Regions from separate parts of the Homo sapiens genome. Here all the other regions are linked to region 2. Evidence: chromatin loops called from intact Hi-C (ENCODE). Cell type or tissue: MCF 10A. All regions are shown on one strand.

Evidence for each region. A loop is a pair of places that touch in the nucleus more often than their neighbours do. Peaks named below come from ENCODE experiments on the same cell type or tissue, not always from the same donor. Only the 100,000 strongest peaks of a DNase experiment are listed, where the experiment ranks them.
Region 1: a loop joins it to region 2, with 8 times the contacts of the local background. A loop is called at or near these places in 2 of 110 quality-filtered maps.
Region 3: a loop joins it to region 2, with 6 times the contacts of the local background. A loop is called at or near these places in 16 of 110 quality-filtered maps.

What each region holds. Positions count from the first base shown.
Region 1 is chr12:93,837,753-93,840,252 of GRCh38, reverse strand. The region is part of intron 2 of CRADD (CARD and death domain containing adaptor protein); the gene reads right to left. Among named protein-coding and RNA genes, the nearest start is that of CRADD-AS1, 100 kb to the right of the region's middle. In MCF 10A, a CTCF peak has its summit at 972; no DNase peak of the experiment used is centred here.
Region 2 is chr12:94,100,130-94,102,629 of GRCh38, reverse strand. LOC124902986 (a long non-coding RNA gene) reads right to left here and starts at 1,017. Exons shown (of 2, transcript XR_007063409.1): 1 at 1-1,017. RefSeq lists enhancers at 295-464, 915-974, 1,031-1,539, 1,540-2,049. In MCF 10A, CTCF peaks have their summits at 195 (motif pointing right) and 1,075 (motif pointing right); DNase peaks (open chromatin) are centred at 229, 1,069 and 2,239.
Region 3 is chr12:93,418,297-93,420,796 of GRCh38, reverse strand. All of the region lies in intron 1 of UBE2N (ubiquitin conjugating enzyme E2 N), which reads left to right. Among named protein-coding and RNA genes, the nearest start is that of UBE2N, 22 kb to the left of the region's middle. In MCF 10A, a CTCF peak has its summit at 1,195 (motif pointing right); no DNase peak of the experiment used is centred here.

The DNA.
Region 1 (2,500 bases), 260 kb after region 2:
TTATTAAAAGACATAAAGCAAGATCTGACTAAAAGGAGAGTCCCTGTTGTGCTAGATGGGATGACATTGTTATAATATAAAGATGCCAATTCCTATTGTGACAATTAAAATTCCATAATGGGGAAAGAAGAGGCTTTCCCCAAACTGAGGAGAACTAGCTAATTACAGAGGAAAAGAAAACTGGCCTAGAGCATCACACCATGAACAGTGGTGGATCCCATGGAGATAAAGTCCCAAAGGTAAAAGGTAAAACTATAAAGTTCATGGAAAATAAGGCAGGAGTATCTTTATGGCCTGTGGTCAGAAGTGGTTTTTAAAATTAATCTCCCAAAGGTAAATTTTTTATATCAAAATTACGGATTTCTGCTCAATGAAGGAGACGTGATCCAAGCTGATGTCTAAGACCAAGGCTAATGTCTAAGACCAATAAGGGAAACACTATCTAGGCTGGGTAAGGTGTTTCTGAAAACCAACAGCAAAGGTAAGAACCTCCACAGGAAACAGAACAAAGGTATGAACAGGTGATTCGAATTAGAGGAAACACAAAAGCGAGCACATAAAGAGATGCTCAAATGCAGAAATTTAAGAAACAAATGTAAACAACAATGATAAAGCACTTTATATGTATAGAAATCTAGACAATACCAAGCTTAGGCTGGGACGTGATGTAGAGAACGTTGTTCACCGCCAATGGAAATAAAGATCGGACAGTCGTACTGGCCAGCAAGTTGGCAGTGTGGGTAAAATTGAATGTACTTTCCAATCTTGTTCTGTTAGACGTACCCAAGAAAAGTTCTAAAAAAGACCTGTAAGGGACATGTATTAGGTTGTTTGTGTAAAGCTTCGTTATTTGTGCTAGCAAATACACGTATATCTTATAATCCAGAAACCCTCTTTTGGGAGATATAGATATAGGTATAGATATCTCCATCTCAGGAAAATTCCTACACAGATCCATGAGGGGTCACTATGAGGTTGTTTATATGAGGTAATACTGTCGGAAGAAAGGAGTTGGAAGCAATCTAAAAGCTCATTGCTGGGGGAAGAGATATAGAAATACAAAACAGCACATAGGGAATACTGGCAGAGTTAGAGGGGATGGACTAAATGCAGTGGAGAGCAAAAAATGTAAGGAAAAGAATCAGGTCTATACAAATGCAAATTAAGAATATATGTCCAGGCCGGGCACCCATGGATCACGCCTGTAATCCCAACACTTTGGGAGGTCGAGGCGGGTGGATCGTTTGAGCTCAGGAGTTCAAGGCTAGCCTGGGAAATGTGGCAAAACTCCATCTCTACAAAAAAAAAAATTAATACAAAAAATTAGCCAGGTGTGGTGGTGCACACCTGTAGTCCCAGGTGCTCGGTGGGGAGGCTGAGGTGGGAAGATCACCTGAGCCAGGGAGGTCAAGGCTGCAGTGAACCCTGATTGTGTCACTGATCGAACTTCAGCTTGGGTGAAAGAGCCAGACTCTGTCTCAAAAAACAAAAAAGAATGTATGTCCAAAACACCACTTACAAAAACACACACAAATAAAGGAATACATATCAGTCAGAATAGTTATCCTTATCTATGAGAGGGAGGGGGAACAAGAGTGAGTATATGAATGGAAAAGGAAGAAGCTTTTCACAGACCAATTAGTGAAGTAGACCATAAACTGATGAGCGCAAAGGAAAAAAAAAAAAAAGAGAGAGAAAGAGAGAAGCAAGGGAGGAAGGGAAGGAAGGAGGGAGGGAGAGAGTGAGAGAGGGAAGGTCAAGAGTCACTCTGAACCCAGCTGTCTCACGGTACCCCTGGGGCTGACAACATCCAGTTTCTCTGTAGCTAATGTGAGTGGAGTGAGTGGAGTGAGTAGAGTGGTGGAGTGGAGGAGGTCAGGGGTAGGGCGGGGCTGTTCCAGGCTGGAAAAACTAACCTGATCAGCCACCTCCCAGGACTCATGAATTAACCCTGGTCCCTGAGTACAAAGGCTCTGCAGAAAAATCCCTTTGGCTGAGAGACTGACTGCCTGGAAAAAGAAAAAAAAAAAAAAAAAAACCTCAAAAGGAAAACTAATTAGAACCCCTTGTTCTGCTTGTTCTGATAGATAATCACAGAGAACAATTTGGTCCTCACAGAGAGATGGAGAAATCATGTTTAGTCTTTCTAAAACCGATTTCCAGGATGATTAAGTGAAACCCACTCCAAAGAACAAGGTTATGTTGCAAAATACAAATAAATCCCATTTATTGTAATGGAAGACTTGATTTGACTATCGAGTCCATGGAAGGTCAACAATAAAACTGTTAGCAATAATTGAGCTCGCACTGAATTAAAAGGTGGGTGGTAGGGTGGACACAGCTCTGGGCTAAGAATTAGGAAGCCTGGGTAGTATAAATTTGAATCTGCTACTACCTAGCCGTATAGCTTGGGATAAGTCATTTGGCCTCTCTTAGACTGCTTTCTTCTTTGTAAAAGGTAAAACCAGATGACTTCTAAGGCTTTATTTCAATAAAACAT
Region 2 (2,500 bases):
AGAAGGGCATTTTCATTAGAATTGCATGCATCGCAGGTACAGGGCTGTTGACGGGACAGCAAGTGCTTCCGGAAGGTCCCAGGAAACTTCATCGGCACCCTACGCTCCAAAGTCTTTTAGCCGAGAACCATGGGCAGGCCAGCACGCCTTCTGAAAAGCCCAGTGAAACCAGCATCGCCGTGACGGTGAGGCGGATGGGCCACTAGGTGTCACTCAAGATTCAATAAAGAGAATCGCGGATGCTTCGAAAGCCGTTTCCGCCCTTCTAGGGAAGGGAGCTGGTTAGACGATCCCCACCCATTGTTTTTTGGTTCACGCTCCAAGCCTTCCGCGCCTCTTCATTTCCCTTCGCGGACAAGTCTGGGTCTAAAATAGGATCACAGAATTCGAAGCTATAAGGCTGGGGGCCACCCGACCGGCTAATTCAGCCTCCCGATTTTGTGGACCAGCAACCAGAGCCGGGAGCTTGCGCAGGGCGGGCAGCAGAGCCCCGCTTCAGCCCCCACGGGGTCCGCGTGCTCCTGCCTACCCTCGAGCAGCAGTGAGGAGGCGTGGGCGGGTCCCGGCTCTCGGCCTGGGTGTCCAGGGTGTCCAGGGTGTCCTGGGTCGTCCCGGGGGCTGCACCGCGAGGTGTCCCTCAGGACCACTTCCAGATGCCCAGGCCGCATTCAGCTGATTCAGCGCCCGTGCTCCAGAACCCAAGACAAGGAAGGTGAAAAAGAAGGTCCCGTGGATCTGTTAGGACCTGACCTTTCTTCAGATCGTCTCAAACAATCTCTTCTTTCTTTGGATTTTAGGGCTGGGGAGTGAGGACGCACCTGGCTTCCTGACAGCATCTGCAATTGACTACAGTCCTTTCACTTATGCCAGGGGGAGGTTCGGGGCTGAAGGGATGGGGTCGCAAAATGCTCGTGCAAAGCACCTTCTTGGCAGGAGTTTGGTTTTTCTGCCCCCACCCTCCTACTTTCCCCGTGGAAGAAGTGGATGTCCTCGCGCGAGGTTCGAACAGGCTGCAAGACCAAGGCACCGCGCGTGCGGACTGATCTTCCTCACCCCCGGCAGAGGGCGCCCTTCTCCCGCTCCAGCGCCCCGCCGGGCGAGCCCCTCCAGCCGCGCCCTGAGCCCTGCCTCGTCCAGGCCGGGTCTCCAGCGCCAGGTGCCTGCAGCCCTACACTGGGAGAATTACAAAGCTACTTCTGTCTGACATTGGGCACAGCCTTTGAATGTCCCGTTCCTTTTGCTCCTAGCTGACTTACTGCTCATTTTTATTTTCCTAAGTGAATATTGAAACTTATTTGCATTTTATGGAGCTCCTGGTAACAGAGGGATCTTACCTGGCAGGGTGAGAATCCCGCTAAGGAAGTTGGCTCAGGACGGAGGTTCTCGCCAGGGCTCACCCACAAAGGGAATAATCCTATCTATGAGACAAATAATTTCCTTTAAAGCTTGCAAAGGGGGGCGGACGCGGTCGCTCTTGCCTGTAATCCCAACACTTTGGGAGGCTGAGGCCGGCGGATCACTTCAGGTCAGGAATTCGAGAGCAGCCTGGCCAACATGGTGAAACCCGGTCTCTACCAAAAATACAAAAATTAGCTGGGCGTGGTGGCTCGTGCCTGTAATCCCAGCTACTCGGAGGCTGAGACAGGAGAATCACTTGAACCTGGGAAGCAGAGCTTGCAGTGAGCCAAGATCGTGCCACTGCACTCCAGCCTGGGCCACAGAGCCAGACTCTGTCTCAAAAAACAAACAAACAAACAAACAAACAAACGGGTTTTCCTGTGTCAAGCTTAACCGATTCTATTTATCTCTTTCCTCTTCATGAAAAGGTTGATTTATTCATTTCTCAACCGATATTTTACTGAGTACCTTCTGTGTGCCAGGTACCAGGGTGAAAAAGGCAGAGTTGATTCCTGGTTTGGGTGGAGCCGATGGTCTAATAAGGGAAGATATATTGAATAAACACGTTAATTGGTCATACCTAAGATAAACGCTACACAGGAAAAACAGAGACTTCTGGAGGAGGCTGCAACAGGGAACCAGCTGAAGTCCTCAGCTGAATCTCAGGCATCCTTTCCCTCCTAGAAGCTCTCTTCTCACTTCCTGCTGCTGCAAACTGATAAAAATAATAGCCTCCCAGAAGCGGATGGTGAGTCAGTGCATTCAAGGCTGCACATCCCCAGGTGAGGTAACAAGAGTCAGGGTCTGGCTGAAATCTCCTCTCCCCGTTCGCACTCCTGGGCTGAGTGCCACTCGGCAAGGCGTGAGCCATTTTGCATGATGAAGTCCACATTACAGATTTCTTCTGACACCTGATGACTAACAAGGTCTGAAAACAACAAGACACCTCTAGGCGCTGCATCCTCCTCCTCCTCTTCAGTGTTTATGGAACACCTCCTAGGTATTGGGTGGGTGTTTTGTGCCAAGGATGCAAGCAAAACATTAGAGACAAAAGGAGGAATAGAATATGCCAAAGGCCAAGGAGGGTATGAACTAGTGGTTC
Region 3 (2,500 bases), 680 kb after region 2:
TTCTTCTTGGTGGGACAATTTGTTAGTAGGATTATTCTGATTTTTGTCCATTGTCATTGTCAGTGATTGGAATAATCTTAAATGCTGTTCCTGAGATGGAATTTACCAATGAACACAGCAGATACAGTATTCCTCATCAGCTCTGGGTGGTACCTAAGCATTGCAGATGTTCGTTCACCAAGCAAGCATTTATTTAGAATTTACCACCATTTACTAGCTGGGGTTCCTCTCTTCAAATAGTTTAGGGTCTGAGAAGTAAACCAGCAGTTATTGTGCGTAGTTACAGTAAGTGGAGAGGTGGTAATGAACAGGAAACTGGAAGTACAAGGGAGAAACTTTTAGACTAATTCAGACCTGAGATACATTCTGATGTATCTCAGATTATATATACTTTGACTTTCAGAAGTCCCTCCAGCTCCCAAGTCTCCATTCCTTTTCACTGAGCTTCACAGAAATATTGATCTGGTCTAGGTTTGAGGGAAAAAATTAGGATGTAGAGATTTCTAGCCCAAGTCATCTGGCCCCATCTGTTCATTATTACTTCAAGTGGAATAGAGAGTACTTACCTATTTGTTACCTATCAACCCATAAATAAAGCTTTTCCCAAAAAAGGAATACTCTGGTCTAAAGTACTCTGAGATTTAGTCTTTGGTACGCAGAATCTTAGAAATAGATTTTTCTTCCGTTTTTCCTTCTCTGAATCTGCCACCTAAGAAATTTTGAGATTTAAATATGTGGGAGTAGAAGGGAAAAGAAAGAACAAGGGAGGGGTGTGTCTTGAGAATCATTATTCTCCATTTGACTTTAGGATAGGCATTTTCAGGAAATTCTCATGGACCCAGTTAGCTTATCTGGGGGAGTCTAAGTGGTTAGGAGCAAGATAGGCACAAGAGGTGAAAGCAGAAAGGGAATACAAAATTGTCTTAGCTTTGCTTGGTTTGCTTTTATTAGTTTTCTTAAGCTATTTTCATTTTATTTACTGTTGGAATCTATAGGTCTTTTTCAAGGACGTGTTTAGGTAGGTGCTAACTTTGGTTTGGTTTTACCAAAGCAAGGAGTGATCATATAATGTAAGTTTAAAAAGCTTAGCAAACTTGGGTACAGTAACTTTTAAGAGCATCAGTTTTTTCATTTGCAAAGGAAAGGTGGTGAAATAAGTAGATGATGTCTTATGTCCACTAGGGGGTAGTGTGTACTGTAAAAATTAAAATAGTTCCTCAGTGAACTCTTTACTTCATCATTCAGTTAGCTTGTTTGAATTAATTTTTGTTCATTTAATGTGTTTTGAAATTGCCATAAATTTTTTTCAAACACAATCTTGTGAGTGTAGCAAACAGCAACTGTTGTTACATGCATTTCTGTTATTAGTGATGTCAAATGTTCTGACATTACTTTTTTTTTTTTTTGAGACGGAGTTTCACTCTTGTTGCCCAGGCTGAAGTGCAGTGGCACGATCTCGGCTCACTGCAACCTCCGTCTCCCAGGTTCAAGTGATTCTCCTGCCTCAGCCTCCCGAGTAGCTGGGATTACAGGCATGCAGCACGAGGCCTGGCTAATTTTATATTTTTAGTAGAGACAGGGTTTCTCCATGTTGGTCTCGAACTCCTGACCTCAGGTGATCTGCCCGCCTCGGCCTCCCAAAGTGCTGGGATTATAGGCATGAGACACCACGCCCGGCCTGACATTACTTTTTGTATAGAATTTTTTGAGGGGAAAATAGTGATGCTTTAAAGTTTCTGTACAAAATTTTACCTATTATATGAAATAAATTAAATTATTCATAATGACCAGGCAGTAACATTATAACATGATTGTCTTGTGTTTCACTCTCCAGACTAATTTGGGAGCCACTAATCATTCCATGTGGCTGTTGAGTAGTTGAAATATGACTAGTTTAAATTAACATGTGCTACAAGTGTAATTTGCACAGTGGGCATTGAAGGCTATGATAAAAGATAAAATACATCATTAATTTCATACTGATTTCATGTTGAAATAATATTTTGAATACATTTTTAGATAAAATATATTAAAATTAATTTTACTTGTTTCTTTTTACTTTTTTATTTGGCTACTAGAAAATTTTTAAATACTTACGTGGCTTGTATTATATTTCTGTTGGATAGCAGTGCTGTGGAGAAAAGTACTCATCAGCCATTTTTATCTTAGTGTATCTCTAGGTGGCCTTATGATTTGTAAGGAAGTAGTGTAATGGGGAGCTTGAGCAAAACTTTGGTTCTATTTCTAATCCCAGCTAGAAAATAGGCAGTCAGTTTTACTATAATGAGACATTATATGTTTCTAAGAATGTTATGTTATACAAAATCATGTAGTAAAATTCACAGGGCTTACAGATAAAATGAAGCAAGGGGTATGCACTTGAAAATGTCCATTGATGATAATTAACTTTTTGTTTTGTTTTGTTTTGTTTTTAAGAGACAAGGTCTCACTATCGCCCAGGCTGGGGTGCAGTGGTATGATCACAGCTAACTGTAACCTT